Linked DNA regions of Mus musculus: region 2 is linked to region 1. Evidence: chromatin loops called from intact Hi-C (ENCODE). Cell type or tissue: heart. All regions are shown on one strand. Each heading gives the region's core, and the rest is flanking DNA. Links, peaks and the distances in the headings are about the cores only.

Region 1 (8,325 bases), core at 241-8,240:
AGCGGTTAAGAGCACTGACTGCTCTTCCAGAGGTCTTTGAGTTCAACTCCCAGCAACCACATGGTGGCTCACAACCATCTGTAATGGGGTCTGATACCCTCTTCTGATGTGTCTGAAGAGAACGACAGTGTACTCAAATCTTTAAAACTTTTACTTTAAAAATATTAACATTATTACTTATTATTCAGTAGTAAGGACTGAACCCAGGGTCTTGTGAAAGTTTTCAACCACTGAGTTACGTCCCCAGCCCCTTTTCACTATTTATTGGACAGGGCCTAACTAAGCTGTTCAGATTGGCCTTGAACTTGCAGATCTCCTGCCTCAGCCTCCTGCACAGCTGGAGTTACAGGTGCGTGCCATCTCTGCTGACATTTTTAAATGTGGGTGGAAACATGGAAATAATTTAATACTCTGACATCACTTTCAAAATGTGCCTCAGGTTGCACGATAGTCAGAAATCAGTCATCCTGGAGTTCAGAAACTACCAAGGTCCCCACCTCAACTCTTGCCCCTCTGCCTGGCACTGGAGATCCAGGCCAACTTGGCACAAGTCAGAGGAACAGATGGTTTCAGTATAGAGGCTTCCCTGCCACCTGTGTGTGAATGGCAAGGGATGCTGGGTGTTGTGTTACAGCAGGCTACTCCCTCTGCTAGTGTTTGCTTCAGCACCCTCCCCCTCCCCCTCCAAACTCCCTGCAGGGTAATCTTGGTCTCTTTCTACATTCCTGCCCCAGTTCTCGGAGCAGCCCTCAGGCTAGTCCCTTCTTGACCAGCCCGCCTGCCTGTTCCATCCATGGGGTTGCCACACCTGCCAATGACCACTTAGGTGGCTGTTCAACTGAAGTGAGACTATCAGCAGAGATCACAAAAATAAATAAATGATGCTGGCAGCCATGAGACTGAGGGGGAGAGGGAGAGACAGAAGGGAGAGGTGCAGAGGGAGAAATGAAGACAGAAAGGGGGGGCGGGGAGAGTGATGGAGATGCAGAGAAGAGGGAAAGGAAGGGGAAGAAAGAGCACTTGGGAGGCAGAGGCAGGTGGATTTCTGAGTTCCTAGACAGACTGGTCTACAGAGTGAGTTCCTGGACAGCCAGGGCTATCAGGACTATATAGAGAAACCCTGTCTTGTAAAACCAAAAAAAAAAAAAAAAAAAAAAAAAAGAAAAAAAGAAAAAAGAGAGAAAGAAAGAAAAAGGAAAGAAAAAAAAAAAAAGAAAAAGAGAAATAAGAAATAGAGGCAGAAAGACAGTAAGAAAGATGAGGATGGAAGCTAGAAGCTGGACAGGAGAGAGTGAAAGAGCAAGCCAGCACAGAGCTGAGGCCCAGAAGGGCAAGGCAGGAGGCAAAGCAGGGCCCCTGCAGGAGAGGAGCCCCTGCAGGAGAGGAGAGGGGAACCCCCGCCTCCAGGGACACACACACACACACACACACACACACACACACACACACACACACACACACACATTGGCTCCAGGCCAGCTAAGGAGCCAGATGGTGAAATGGCGGAGTGAGAATGCGGGTGTGAGAAAGGGCACCAGGGTAGGGTAGGACGGCCAAACTGTCAGTACTGGTTTGGGGATGGGAGGCTGGTGGTAGGGACAGAGATCAAGGGCGAGGCTCCAGGCCAGACCTTGTCCCCCAGTAAGAGCTCATGGGTGGCAGCTGGCAGCTTGCTCACCTGCGGAAGTCCAGCAGCGGCCGGGTGGAGGCCGGAGTGCCCTCTGCCGGCCAGCTGAGGAAGTGGAACTGAGTGAGCGTGCGCGTCTCCTGGGTCTGCAGGTTCTTAAGGTAGAAGCTCCGCACCAGGAAGTCCTCGCACCAGATGTGCTCCGACACCAGGTTCACCTGTCAGATATCGGGCACGGTCTGAGCACAGGTGCGCACGCGCTCCGCTCCAGTCCTCACCCTCCTGCTCCCCAAGCAGTGCAAATGTTAAATATTTCGGGAGGTTAAAGGCGGTAATTTCAGTCTTTGGATATTTATTTTCCCTGTCTTACATACGCATGGCTCAGAGTCCCTACAAATGCTTTTTGGTGCTAGACAGAATATACAAGCTTTCATGTATGTATGTATGTATGTATGTATGTATGTATGATGTGTGTGTATGCATGCATGAACCTATACATATACACATTCATATTTTAAAATGTCACCATTTACCCCTTACTGTTGGGTACTCTGACCTCATAGACGTGGTAGAGGGAAGATCCTTCATCCGGCCAGTAGCGGTCACACTGTTTGACACCGTCCTCCACCAACGGGGTCAGCATAACGATGACAGTGCAGCCACTCTCCCACACCATCTAAGGACAGAGATCCAGGTAAGCGGCCCTCTACGTTCCCTGGCTCTGGCAGGCTTCAGGGGCCTCAGGAAAACCCCTCTCCAAGCGTGCACCTGCCAGAAGTCCGCGATGGTGTGGGACAGTGGTCCCTGTGTGGCTATGTAGGCCGGCATCCGAGGGTCATGCTCGATCTAAGGGCAGAGAGGATATGTCATGAGCCAGAATGAGAAGGGCCAGCTTGGAGTGAGGCTTGGTCAAGAGTGGGCCAGGGTGTGGGGGAGGCTGAGATGCCTAAGTTCGAGGACATGGGCTCTACAGTTTCAGGGCTTGGCTGGAGTAAGAGATGACTACGGGGGATGGAATAAAGAGGAGCAGTGCTGATGGGCAGAATCAGTGTGGGAATCGGAGCTGCTCACGATGGGGCTGGCGTTGATGTAATCACTCCGAGAAGGGCTGCTCTCCACTTTCAGCTTGATTCGGGCATGGTCATCTGCACAGAACTCACAAATGACCTTCTGGCCCCAGGACTCTGCCACCCAGCCCGAACCAGGAGCCCCACTCCTCCCCATCCCCTACTCCCCACCCTCCACCTCCCACCCCCAGCCTCGAACTGCTCCTAGCAGAGTGTGGGGCCAAGTTGGCCCACGACTCGCTTACAGGGTAGGAAGTCAGGATGGCGGTTCTTCTTGATGTTGCTCTCATCCTGTGCGGCGGCACAGGTGTTTGGCTCTGCTTGGTAGGCGCACAGAGCCTGCCACTCCTTGGCCAACCGGTCCCGGTTCCGAAGGTGATCCTCCATGTATGCCTGTAGGGGGCACCACAGCCCGGCTCTGGGCCACACTGCCCGTCCTGCCTCTCCTGCTATGCTGTTCCCTCCCCACTTTAGGCCTGGGCCCTTTCCTGACCAGAATCATGTGTCCTGTGGAGATGTCCATGTTGGCCTGGGCGGGCTCCTCGCACCAAGATGGTGTGCTGCTGTGGGAACTGGGGCTGGCCTGGGCCGCGTCGCTGAACTGGGAGGACACACTGCTCACCCTAGAAGGCTCTGGCTGACCCTCCGCCCGGTTAAACAGGGACTTTGTGGCCATGTGCTGGCGACACAGGTCCTGCAGAGGAAGGATTGGGTGAGGGTGGGGGTCCTTAGAATCCCTCTACAAGGTTTCTAAGCCACAGGCTGGAGCTTAGTGGTCCTGCAGGCTTAGCGCTTGCCCAATGTGCGGAGTTCAGTTCCCAGCTCTCCAAACAAACAATGCCTTAGGCTTTGTCTCTGATCAACGGGATGAGTAAGATCTGTCTTTCGCCCTCATTCTTTTCTGCCTTGGTGCATATGACAACCTCAGATACCACAAAGTAGAATCCCAGAATCATATTCCTGGGAGGCATCTCCAGAGCCAACTATTCCCAGCCCATATTCATCTAAAAAGTATGTCCCAACACCCCTTCCAGGACCTTTCCATCCTTTACCCAGACAGGACCTCTCATTCTGCCCACATCCTTACTCCACACAAGACTGGGTCACTCGAGCCCCTTGTAGGTCCTTCCCTCCATGAGCTTCTATAGTTTCACACCTGGTACTCAAAAGTAGTGTCACCATGGGCCCCCTCCGGCCCCAGCGCTGCCAGGCGCTCCTTATCCCGCTGTCTCGAATGATGGCGCATACACAAGGCCACTGCCAAAGCCACTAGCAGCCCAGCGACGCCTGCCAGGGCCACTAGAGTAAGCAGCACTGAGCGCATGGGAGATATGCCATGGGCTTGTCGGGGAAGGACTTCAGCTGCTTCCTCCCTCTGTGGGAACAAAACCAGAATCAGAGGGATGGTTGCGGGGAGACTGGGCCTTGACTCCTACTTAGGCCACCTCTAGGGACAAAGCTGTGACAGGCAGGGGTATGAAGGTAACAGGCAGAAGGGCATACAGCTTCCTTCCAAATCCACAATGGACCAATTCAAGAGCTAGAGACTTTGGGTGATCCCACCAGAAGGATTTCCATAGAAACAGAAAAAAAGATGTCATGAAAAGGATGATATAGCTTTAAGAATGGTCCTTCAGGAAAGCGCCACTGCGCCATCTGTTGGTCAAAATGAGAACTACACAGAGACGGGCTGCATGGGGAAAGAAGGCTGGTGAGCCTAGTGAACTTTCAACCCTTTAAGTTCCTGTTCTTGCCTCCTCTCTTGTGTGCAGAGTCAGACCTACGAGGGCTTTGACAGATTCTACAGTTAGTGCTTACCTGTCCCACCCCTGTCTGCAAAATCTGGAGCCCTGTCTGCGCTTCCAGTTCAGACTTCACCAGCCCTGCAGGAAGGGTGCAAGCCAGGCTCTTTTCAGCCCTATGTGGGCTGGAAATAGTTTAGGGAAGGATCAGCACAGGAATCAAGGCTGGGGTCATGCGGAGCCTGGATTCGAAGACAGGGTGCTATTTACCAGCTTGCTGGGTCACATCTGCCAAAGACAGGTTCTGCTCATTGTGCCGGATTCGGAAGGTGACAGCTGGTCCCACCACACTGCCAAATAGGAAATATGTTACTCCCTTACCCACCGGAGACTCCAGATTCTAAATAAAGAGGCCGGCAAGGCAGATCAGGGATTCCCACGAGTGTGTCTAATGACAGGCAGATTCAGGATGAGGCTAGCAGCAGGCCTACGTGTGGCTCCCCTGCTTTGACAAGTTGGGGGGGGGGTCTCTGACCCCAGAGCTGTCTTCCCACCTCACTCAGGCTAGACGCCCCCACCCCCACCCCACGCTGTCCCACCACAATGGCAACCCCACCTGATGTTGATAAAGCTACCGGAGGACATATGCACGTGCTCAGCCAGAATCTCCAGCAGCCTCACTCCAGCCACCAGGCTCAGGGGTCTGCAGGAGGGGAGCAGGCAGAGAGGGAAGTGGTGACTCTCAGGCACTCTTTTGAGACAGGCCACCTCAAGACGTGTAGAACTACCCCTCCCCCCTCTACCTCTTTTTTTTTTTTTAAAGATTTATTTATTATTCTATCTAAGTACATTGTAGCTGTCTTTAGACACACCAGGAGAGGGCATCAGATCTTATTACGGAGGGTTGTGAGTCACCATGTGGTTGCTGAGATTTGAACTCAGGACCTTCGGAAGAGCAGTCAGTGCCCTTAACCGCTGAGCCATCTCTCCAGCCCCACTCCTCCCAACCTTTTTTTTTTTTTTTTAAATAGCACTGGATTCTTGCTCTTTGCTTCTTGCCAGACAGGCTAACCCAATCCCATAGGGACTGGAGGGCTTCCCCAGGATGCAGCACTCACTTCTGGTCAGTGACGATATAGCCATACTCCTCGGCCGATGGTCGAGCTGATGGCCGTCCCACCACTGTGGGCTGGCTCTGGCCCAAGGGACTTTTCTTCTCCAGAAGGACTGAGGAGGAGCCCAGAGGGCTGGGTGTGTGGGGAGGTTCAGGGAAACCAGGGCTCAGCACCTGCTGAACTTCGCTGGAGGCAGGGCTGGCAGTGAGGTACCCAGGAAGCGAGGGTGTGGGGGGCAGAGCTTCTGCTGGGTCTCCTCTCTGCATCTGTTGTATTGTCTGTTATAAGACAGGATGCAGGCGTGACTTCTAGAGTGGAAGGGCTGGGGAGGAGGGGCGGTCACACTTTGGGCTCTAAACTCTTTACAGTGGAGTTTAGGAACGGTTTAACTTTTTAACCCCCAAAGCCCACACAATGGCTAACAGAGAGCGCATCCATGGAGTGTGAATCGAATGTATGAATGTGGGAGTATAAGGTTTAGTGAGTGAAATATGGTCTGTAAACCACAGAATGGGGCTTCCATTCTGTGGGGTGGGGTGGTGATGGGGAGCTGAGCCCAATAATTGGGAAAGATAAACAGAAAGGCAGCGGTTTTTAGGCTTTTGTTCTGTGGCAATAGTTAGAAGCCTACACCTAAAACACAGAGACAAAGCTTATCTAGCTACAGCAGGATGGAACCTCCACCAAAGACCCCACTGTAGGAAACATGGGACTCTGAATGGATTGTGGTCAAAAGAGGAGCGGATTAAAGATTCTGGCTTCTAGTGCTGTTGACTTTAAGTGAGGCCGCAGGTGATTATTTGAAGTCTCTAGGCCTTAAAGTGAGGGACCAGAGGATAGATTCCGAGCCATGATCTCAAAGCAAAGGTGTGTGTGTGTGTGTGTGTGTGTGTGTGTGTGTATGTGTATGTATGTGTGTATATGTATGTGTGTGTATGTATGTGTGTATGTGTATGTATGTGTGTGTATGTGTGTGTATGTGTGTATGTGTTTGTATGTGTGTGTATGTGTGTGTGTGTGTGTGTGTATGTATTTGTGTGTATGTATGTGTGTATGTGTATGTATGTGTGTATGTATGTGTGTGTATGTATGTGTATGTGTGTGTGTGTATGTATGTGTGTATGTGTATGTATGTGTGTGTGTATGTGTGTGTGTATGTGTATGTATGTGTGTGTATGTGTGTATATGTGTGTGTGGCAGCTAGGTGCTAGGAACTCACTTTCTTGACATCGGCTCCTCCAACATTTACAGCCCCTTCTGTAGAAACACAAAAAGCAATAGTCAAGGCCAAAAGGACCAGCACTCTTGAACCTGTTCTATCTGTGTGACCTCTGTCCTATTAACAACCCAGATGCCACCCCCTCTGCCCAGGCTCCCACTCACCCACCGCCTCCATGAGCTTCCCACTCTCTAGTCCCTTTCCTGGTCTAATGCTTCACCTCCCCTGCTTACCCTCTTGCTCCCTGTCCTCAAAAGAACTCTCTTTCCAGCCAGGCTGCTGGACCATGCCTGTATCCTAAACTCTGGAGGTAGAGGCAGGAACATGGGTTTTCAGAGCATCCTAGACTACAGCAAGACCCCATATCAAGAAGAAGAAAACCCCCAAACTCTCCTCTACAATAACCTCCGTGGAGATGCGAGCTGCTGGCCTCCCTGACTGGACACTCACCAAGATTTCTTCCTGTGCCCTTGGGCAGCAACTGCAGCAGGGTCAAGAGGGTAGAAAACTGCTCCGGGGTCAACTGACGCAGCTCTACTCCATAGCCTGCCAGTACAGCAGTCAATCTCTGCAGACTCAATTCTGCCGGGAGCCAGACACGGAGCTTAGGGCGGACGGTGGAAAAGGACTGCAGTGCTGAGAGGTGGTTGGGGCATGGGACATGCACATTGCAAATTCTTTTCAAGCACTAGGACACGGATGCTCATTCCCAAACCTTGGACATACTCGAGGTGTGCCAGGTGCACACCCCACTCTCCCCACATCGAAGCTAGGGCTGTGTGGATCAGCTTGTCAATAGACAGTTAAATGTGTGAACGAAAGGCAGAATGCCAGCTGTGGTGATTTGCGTGTGTGATCCTCAGAACTCAGGAGTCTGAGGCAAGAGGATTGCAGCAGGTTTGAGTCCTGCCTGAGCTAAAAATGAGTTCAAGGATAACCTGGGGTAACAGCAAGACCTCGTCTTAAAAATAAAATAAAAATATAACTGAATAAACAAATGAATAAGTGAACATCTTCAAAGGTAGCCAGGAAGGGCCCCAGCAAAGAGGTAGACCCCACCCCAACCCCAAGACAGAGAGGTAGAGGCTGAGGCCACTGCTACCTGGTTGTGCTGCTTGGGGAGGGGACTTCTCCCCACGACCCCCTAGTACTTCCTCCTCATGGCCCTCTGAAGAGTCCTCTGCCCTGTTGCCCCCATTCTCTGGCAACCTTGGTGCCCGGGCTCTGCCAGGCACTGGCAACTCTTGGGCCATGTAGAGCAGCCCTGAATCTTGGAAAAGTTGAGCAGGTGAGGGACCTGTAAGGTCCCCAAAAGAGTGTCCAGAGTGAGTCCCCAAAATGGCCTTGGAGGCACTTCTGCTGAAGAGTGCAGGACCTTCAGCCTTGGACAGGTGACCAACACCAACTACCCCAGAGGAGCTCTCTGAGCCCCGGGAGCCATCTCGGGAGCCAAACTGTGGGGAGACAGAGTTGTGGGTAAGAGCAGAGTCAGGGCTGGGTACTGGGGTCGGGGCATGGCCAGGTTGGAGGTCTCACCTGGTGGAAGAGGTAAGGC
Region 2 (8,325 bases), core at 321-8,320, 290 kb before region 1:
GTGGATCAGCCCTCTTGTAGGGCTGTTTGTAGGGGCGGGGAGGTCAGCGGGCAGACTGGAGAGCATAGACCTCACTGGGAAGGGGCACTCTGCAAAGACCTGAAAGAATCAGAGGTTTGACGCAGGCACAGAACTGGGTAAGGAGCAGTCTAAGTAGACAGAGCAGCCTAGAGCGGGGGCCCTGACAAGCCCCTGACAGAGCAAAGAGAGGTGTGTGATTGACAAAGATAAGACAGTTCAGCCCAGGGAGTGAGCTTGACTTCTACTTTCTGAGCAAGGGTGGTTTCCTTTCTGGCACCTGCTGCTGTTTGTCCTCCTTTTAAAATGTGCTGTTTTTAGATCTAACCTGTTGTATGCGTACGGGTGTCTTGCCTGCATCTACATATGGCTGTGTACGACATGCGTGCCTGGTGCTCGTGGAGTTCAGGAGAGGGCGTGGGTCCCCTGGAACTAAAGCTAGGAGTGGCTTCGTAGCCACCATGTGGGTAGTGGGAACTTAACCCTGGTCCTCTGCAAGAGCAGCAGTACTATGAACCACCCTACCCACCAGTCACTCCTTCAGCCTCTCCTCTTCCTATTACTTAATTAATTCATTAGTTATTTATTTAGGTTTTTTGAGACAGGGTTTCTCTGTGTAGCCCTGGCTGTCCTGGATCTTACTTTGTAGACCAGGCTGGCCTCAAACTCAGAGATCGGCCTGCCTCTGCCTCCAGAGTACTGGGATTAAAGGTGTATGCCACCATTGACTACCTATTTTTCTTTTCTTTGTTTTTCTCTTCCTTTTTAAAGAGCAATTCTATTGTTAAAGATTCCACTTTACTCATTCTTTTTTTTTTTTCCCCGCCAGCATGCCTAGGGCCTTGAGCACACTAGGCAGGTGCTGTACCACTGAGCTACACCACTAGCCCATGAAGGTGAGTTCCAACGTTTTTATGAAGGTCAAAGTGTGCCGGGCATGGTGGCACACGACTTTAATCCCAGCACTCGGGAGGCAGAGGCAGGCGGATTTCTGAGTTCAAGGCCAGCCTGGTCTACAAAGTGAGTTCCAGGACAGCCAGGGCTACACAGAGAAACCCTGTCTGGGGTGGGGGGAGCTCAAAGTGAAGAAAGATAATCTACTCTTTAAAGGTACTAATATGTAAATGAACACAACATAGTTCAGAGTAAGTACAAAATAACAGTAATATATAAGATTTTGAAATGAGACACAGAGACAGACAGACAGACTTGAGTAACCTGTAAATAAAATCCATCCTTTACATGTCTGCTTTGGACCTCTGAAGGGTTGTTGAAATCAAGGTGTGTGTCTATGTGGCCACACAGAGGTACCACCAGTTGGTAGGGATGCTCATTATATACATGATTTGAGTTAATGCGAGTTCAGTAATTCTTTCTATTTGTTCCCAACAAACTTGTGCCAGCCCCTTCAAGTAATAGTAATTATAGTAATCCGAACTGTTCTTTCCCATTGGTCTTTTCCATGAGCAATTCAAGTCCACGGTCACCATGAGGTCTTTTCATGCCCTACTCTCTGGTCAATGACATGGCCCATTGCCTAGAGCTTCTGCGGGGACCTCTCTCCGACTGAAGCATTTCCACTCAGTGTCTCAACCACTTGAACATGAATTTGAAGGCACCTTACTTAGATCATCAGGTGCCCGTGCCTGCTTCAGTCCCAGCTGTTGACCACCATTAACTGATGTTGGGGACTCACACCCAGAAGCACATGCATGTCTTGGGTGCTTACTTCCAGGAGCTGCCTGCTCTCCAGACCTCTTTCTGGTGGGAAGCTCATCTCCCACCAAGTAGTGTCTGTCTTACAGTGGCTTTGGAGAGTTTTCCTCAGGAACCCTGACACCCATCACTCAGCGCACTTAGGGAGGAAAAATAGTTTCAAGACTTCTTCACTGTTGTACCGCCCCACCCTATACGAACAGATTAATACAGTTTCACTTGGCACAGGCCTGCTATTTCCATTCTTCAAATCCTAAAAATGCATGTATACTTTGACCGTTCAATAGTCCACAGTACTGGAACTGGGGCCTCACTGTAACTCACGTCACCGACTGGTGACACCTCCAGGAGCAGTGTGGCTGCAACCTGTGGCCTGTACATCTAGGGTGTATGACGGCCAAGTACAAAGCTAAGGAGGCTCCAAGTCTGCAGAGGCAGCTTTCTCAGGCTCTCCATGAACAGATCGTTAACCCAGACACTGCTTCTGATCTTTTGACTCAAGACTCACACTTCTTTTTCATTTTAGTGTATCCCTTTGGCTTGATATTATAATTACTTAAATTACCTTGCTACATTTAATTCACAGCTATCAAAGCTAGCAACACAACGGAGCTAGCCTCCACCATGAAAACACTCAAGCTGTCGTGAGCACCACCTCAGCAGACCTTCAGGTTGTTAGCACTAAGGTTGCTGTTCTGTTGGGGTTATTAGCACTCTGCCTTCCAACCAGTGTCTTCCCATCCCTCCCAAGAGTGATGCATACCCACTGGCACTGCTCAGTGCCCTGGAGGCATCAGGTGACAACAATAATATCAGAGGTCTTTCCTGACCATGTCTTGAACATGGAATTTCCTTACCACCCATGGTACCAAGCAGTGCTTGTTTCTGACCTCACTATCACCCCTGTTCCCCACGCAAGGCCTGGGGAGGGAGGAGAGGACAGGTGGAACAGCAGTAGAGAGAACCCCTGCTCTCTCCCCTGCTCTATTCTCCCCTCTCCTGTCACCGATTTCTGACCAGGCTGTGGATCCTATCAGGGGTCCATAAAGCTGGGAGGACTCTGGCCCGAGAGAGGGAGGTAGGGGTTAGGCAAACAGGCCAGGGAGGCAGTTGGTTGAAATTTAACCACAATATTCTTGGTCTCTATTGTTTTGAGTGAGGCCCAATATTTCCACAGCAGGATTATAGGATCTGATTAACCATGTTAGACAACAATGCTGAGCTGGGATGGGCTTCCCCTTCCAGCTGCCCATATGAAAAAGTAAATATAACACCCAGATTTCAGAAGAGACTCCCAGAAGCCCCCAAGTCCCACTCCCAGTTACAGCTCTGCCATTGTTTTTGGGCCCCAAAGCTCAAGGAGGTAGAGTGTACTGCATGCTCCTTTAACTACTGGCCCTTGGCCCAGCAGGACAAGTAATCCTGGCACAATCGTCCCAGGTGAGTCAATGGCTGTGTGCTCCCCACACCCTGGAGTTCTTCCAATGCCTCTTCCGGGTTCCCCTGGTAGGTCGGTCCGATTCTCAGAAGTCCATGAGAGTTGGGTGCCCAGAGGCCAGCACTCACTCACTGGGGTCCAGGGGTGTGGGAAGCAAACAGAGGTCTGCTGGGATCCAGAAAGGAAAGCAGAGAGTGTGCGGCTTACCAGCCAGTACACAGAGTAAGCATTCGGTAGAGTACTTTGGTACCATCTAATGGCATCCCATGTGCCAGGTGGGAACCACAGAACTGGGAAGGTACATAAAGGACTGCCATATAGTACCTGTGAGGGGAAGTGTTCCCTAAAAAGGGCTCTGAGAGCTTCTCTAACAGGGATCCCCTGGGGTCCCCACCCCTCACACTCAGACAGGCTGCCTCAACTCAATCCTCTCATTCACTCAAGGAAGGCCCAGGAAAGTGGACCAAGGAAGGCGCCAAACTCAACAAACAGCCTTGATCTTGCGTGCCATATAGTATACGTGGGATCAGCAACTAGGGGCCACCCCAAAACAGTAACTTCCTTCTCTGCCTGAGTGTTCTCCTGTATCTAAGGGCCTAGTATAATCTGTTTCAACTTTTCCAGGGACCAGGGATGAGTAACTATGGTTGATGGCTTCCTTACACTGTGTCCCTCGCTCCTTTGAAACGGGCTCCTCCCATCCCAAAGACTATTACAAAAGACAGATTACTCAGAGAAGAACCTAGAAAAATACATTTTGATTGCTTAAAAGACTGTTAACATAGTTGTGCCTTTAGTACCATAACATCATCATGGTGACATTTCCAGCTAGTTCGAAACGTTCATATGAAAAGCAGAAACCAAAGCACACAAGAAACATGCCTGTTGGCATAGGGTACATTAATGAGTAATGACGGGGTTAGCAGAGGTTAGCTCATGTCAGGTCAACGTCATTAGAGGAGTTAGGCTTCCCTTAAACTCTGTAGAGCAAATCTTTGTAGTTTTGTGAGTCGGAGAAAATAAAAGACAGAGTGAGTGAAGAGAAGAAGTTGTCCCTGGCAACATCAGGAATGATGGAGAACCAACAGCCGGGTAGGAGAGGTGCAACTCTTCGTCCCTGTCCCTCCCATCTCCACCATCTCTGCAGCATAAGCAGGGGCTCCCGAGACTCTCCAGACTGCTCCCACCTGTAGTGGTAATAAAGGATTGGGAGCTAAGGGAGCCTTAAATGAACAAGGAGTGTTCTCCGGGTGCCCTGGGATGAGCCTTGCCAGCCGACCTGCAAAGATCTTGGTCTAGCCAGTCCAGAGTACAGAAGCACAGACCTCTCTCTCTGTCACCTTGAGCTCTAGGAATTCCAGGGAAGATGGAGATGAGGTGGTTTCTTCCTTCTCAGTTACATCACTATCCCTTGGAAACACTCCTGGACCAGGAGGCTAGCTCCTAGTGTCAAGAGAAAGGAATGGCCCTGGTGGGTTTTTCCAGAACCCAGTTTGGTCTCTGCTTGGAAGGGCTGCTGGGAAACTCCATAAGGCACCAGGTAAGGGAGTACTATCCAGCTCTTCAGCAAGGAGTGACCTGCGCTAGCTGGCTGGTCCCTAGCTGACAGCATGGGGGAATCACCAGCATGGCCAAGTAGGCCTCGTGACCTAGGTGGCGCTGTTTCTCTACTTTTTAGGTCCAGTTGCAGGAACTTCCTCGAGGTCCCAAGCCCTGCTCCTGGCTTGCTGGCTTGCTCGTGTAAACCACCTTATATTATTTTTTTTTCTAAAAATACTCCAAAGCAATTGAAAGAGTCCCTTCTCCCACCAGCCAGCCCTGGCCCCAGCCCCGGCCCCGGGGAGCGGGCGGGTAGGCGGGGAGGTGGGCCACTGCTTTATTAAACACAGGGAAAACTAATATTTACGGAATAAAATTTATGGAGCAGCCACGAGAATTCGACCCTTTTATGTGCATGGGGAATGGGGGTTGGGCCAGGCTGGGGGCCTCAGGGAGGGGCCCAAGCCAGGGGGCAGGGCTGGAATAGAGCCTGGCTAGGCCAATTTGTCAAAGCGGGATTTCCCTGGAGTTGCCCTGGGATGAATGATTCTCAAACACCACCCAGCTCAGGGGTAAGGGCTTCAGTGATGCCTGAGCCAGGGCTCCTGGCAGTAATGTTTCCCTAACGACGCATTTGAGCAATACCCCCAAGGCAGGAGCAGCCTCTGAGAACACAGGAGCAGTGGACTGGAAGGTGACGAGGCATACTCTTTTGATAGAGTCCCACAATCTCATGAGAAGATGAACAAAGTTGTTTGGAGAACTTTCCTTGTAATTTTAGGGGAGTCATAATTAAGAATGCCTGCTTGAGGCTGCGATTTGGGCAGAAGGATTAGCCAGGGTAGGACACAGAGCTTCACTGTGGTGAGTGTCTACCACAGGGCACACCCTGAGGTGCTGCAGCCCTGCCCCAAGGTAAAGCAAAGTGAGCAGCAGCAGGGGAATGTGTGGCCAGCAGAAAGCCCCAGCATCGCCAGGGGCTCCCGTCTCGGAGAGCCCGCATGGAGGAGAGCCATCCTGCTGGAAGGCAGGGTCCAGGAAAGAGATGTGGACTGTGGAAGACTGCAAGAAGAAGAAAAATCTTCCTGGAAATATTTTTAGTCAATCACCTAAGAAGCTGTAACGAGCTGGGCTGTCACTTACTAGCTGCATCACATTTAATAAGTCAATAATTTCACGACTAGGTTTCCTAGTGGGTTACTGGTACCATCTTCAGATGATGCTGATGATCATATGATGAGATGATCATATGGACAGACTACTTGGTACACAAACTGCTCAAAGAAAGCTGGTCATTTATTACTGTGGCTCCCCCACACACACCCTTTTTTTTTTTTTTTTTTTGAGACAGGGTTTCTCTGTGTAGCCCTGGCTCTGTAGACAGGGCTGGCCTTGAACTCAGAGTTCTATCTGCCTCTGCTCCTGAGTGCTGGGACTAAAGGTGTGTGGTACCACTGCCCGGCTTATTACTGTTGTAATAATTAGTACTTTAGCATGGCTTGTATGGTCCTATCTCCATGAACTGACATCCGGCAGAGACATCAGTCTCAGGGGGAGAGGGTGAAGACAGACGGGGAAGCCCTCCAAAGCAAGCACACCAAAGTGGTTTCTGCATCTGCCTCTGACTCTCCCTCTACCATAGTGTTCCCAGCAATCCTGAGTTCACTTCCCACTGCTATCAAGGTCAAGTTTCAGATGGTCTTACTACACAAGAAGTCATGGCAGAGAAGACCAAGAGTCTGTGTGCAGACAAGCCTAGGTGCCCAGGAGTGATTTTTGGATTCTGCTTGTCTCACTCAACCATCTCTTGTTTTCAGACACTATCTTACTCTGCAGCTCAGGCTGGCCTCGAACTCATAGCAATCTTCTTGGGGCATCCTAGCCTTAATACTTTTTTCTACTAAACACTGTAAGATGCCAGTTTTGTTGTAGGATTCTTCTGGGGTCGGTTCCTGTTCCCTAGCATCCTAGCTATACTTACTTCATTATTTAAGTAGAGTGAAGACAGAGGATGTGGGTGGGTGTAGCCTAGTTGGTAGAGTGCCTAGCATGCAGGAAGCACAGGACTGATCTCCAGCACTGCATAAACCATGTGTGGTAGCACACACACTTGTAATCCTAGCACTTAAATGTAAGCAGAAGGACCAGGAGGTCAAGGTCATCCTCCTATACACAGTTTAAACCAGTGCATGCCTTTAGTCCCAGCACCTAGGAGGTTGAGCTCTGAGTTCCTAGGCCAGCTTGGTCTACATAGTGAGTTCTAGGCCAGCTGGGGCTACACAGAGTGTCTTGGGCCACTGTCTTGAGCCAGAGTGGTGGTGTTATGTGTGGGTATGTGTTTAAAGACAGACATACAGGGACACAGCCATAGACAGGCGAACACAGTATACACACACAGTCATACAAAGACACACACACACACACACACACACACACACACACACCAAAAAAAAAATGTCAAATTTCTTTTTTTCCCCATCTGTGGGACCTTACTTTAGCCCTACTACTTGAAGTCATTTGTAATTTGTCCTGACATTATGGTTTAGCCTATTCCCTGTGCTTTGGGAGGAAACAGAAAAAGCACACACAAGCTTGACAGAAATGTAATCTGTCTTGTACCAACATGGAGAGAGTTCTCAAGATCAAGTCTTCTAACTGTGGCTGACCTCAGCCTCATGAGAGAAGCTGACGAAGCGTCTGTAGGATGGAGCTGATAGCTCAGATGTGACCCAACAGGACTAGGGGACACCCAGTTCTGTTCTAGGGGGATTCTGGGATCCAGAGATCACAGGTAACCTCAACAGTCGAGGAGTGTGAGCATCCTTTATTCTGTGTTGAGAGAGAGAGACCCCTGTGAAAGGCAGCCAGGAGTTCTGGGCATGCGCCTCTTTGTAAACTTGCTTCATGTACCTAAGTTTGCCATAGGGTGCTAGTTCTAGAGAAAGAACACTACCCAAGCAAGGAGCTGGTGTCACTCATATCCGGAATGCCAGTGAGTTGGAGTCAGGCTTCCCCTGGTAAAGTCCCCATCCAGGTGGCCTGTCAACACAAACTCAGGCCTCTGAGGGATGCTCTGCCATGCAAGCTCCTTCCAGGTGATGCTAGGAAGCGGTTTTGCTCTCTTCGTGGTGGCTGAGACATGGAGAGTTAACTGAAGAGTCCCCTGGGCTTCTTCCTCTTGGACTTCACCAGCCGAGCTCTATGCATAGGGCCTGAAGCAGCCTGGAGGGAAAGGAAACTCAGTTACTCTGTTCTGAAACAGACCTCTTGGCTCCTGGTTGGTTGAAGCCTTCTTAAAGTGTCTGACATGCTTTAAGATTTATTGTAGGCAGTGCTGTGAGCGTCTAAGTGGGCGTGTCCCTCACAGGCCATCACTGGAAGTCGAGGAAGGTGAAAAGGGAGTTAAGGTCCATCATTCAGCCCGAGTGGCAGGAAAAGCAAGGAGTCTATGGGCAAGCAAGATGCTCTTCGGTTTAGCATCAGCTAATAATCTCTCTCATTCTATCCTATCAAAGTGCTGTCAACTAGGCAGCAACTGCAGGGACCATGGCTGTGAGGTTACTAAGTTATCTCCAGTGCTCAGACGGCCGGCCACCCAGGAAGCTGCTCATGTG

Evidence for each region. A loop is a pair of places that touch in the nucleus more often than their neighbours do. Peaks named below come from ENCODE experiments on the same cell type or tissue, not always from the same donor. Only the 100,000 strongest peaks of a DNase experiment are listed, where the experiment ranks them.
Region 2: a loop joins it to region 1, with 2.0 times the contacts of the local background. A loop is called at or near these places in 1 of 42 quality-filtered maps.

The regions. Positions count from the first base shown.
Region 1 is chr1:75,250,073-75,258,397 of GRCm38, forward strand. It overlaps Ptprn (protein tyrosine phosphatase, receptor type, N), which reads right to left. Exons shown (of 23, transcript NM_008985.3): 5 at 8,307-8,325; 6 at 7,873-8,224; 7 at 7,221-7,352; 8 at 6,771-6,808; 9 at 5,555-5,829; 10 at 5,053-5,139; 11 at 4,707-4,786; 12 at 4,513-4,577; 13 at 3,851-4,069; 14 at 3,188-3,388; 15 at 2,940-3,087; 16 at 2,699-2,772; 17 at 2,396-2,473; 18 at 2,184-2,303; 1 more. Among named protein-coding and RNA genes, the nearest start is that of Ptprn, 10 kb to the right of the region's middle. In heart, for the core only: CTCF peaks have their summits at 3,099 (motif pointing right) and 4,371 (motif pointing left); DNase peaks (open chromatin) are centred at 1,719, 3,989, 4,409 and 5,659; H3K4me3 peaks cover 666 bases; H3K27ac peaks cover 390 bases; H3K27me3 peaks cover 2,492 bases.
Region 2 is chr1:74,959,836-74,968,160 of GRCm38, forward strand. It overlaps Nhej1 (non-homologous end joining factor 1), which reads right to left. Exons shown (of 9, transcript NM_029342.4): 9 at 7,511-7,933. The coding sequence ends at 7,859. Among named protein-coding and RNA genes, the nearest start is that of Ihh, 12 kb to the left of the region's middle. In heart, for the core only: a CTCF peak has its summit at 4,828; a DNase peak (open chromatin) is centred at 4,826; H3K4me3 peaks cover 499 bases; H3K27ac peaks cover 569 bases; H3K27me3 peaks cover 2,660 bases.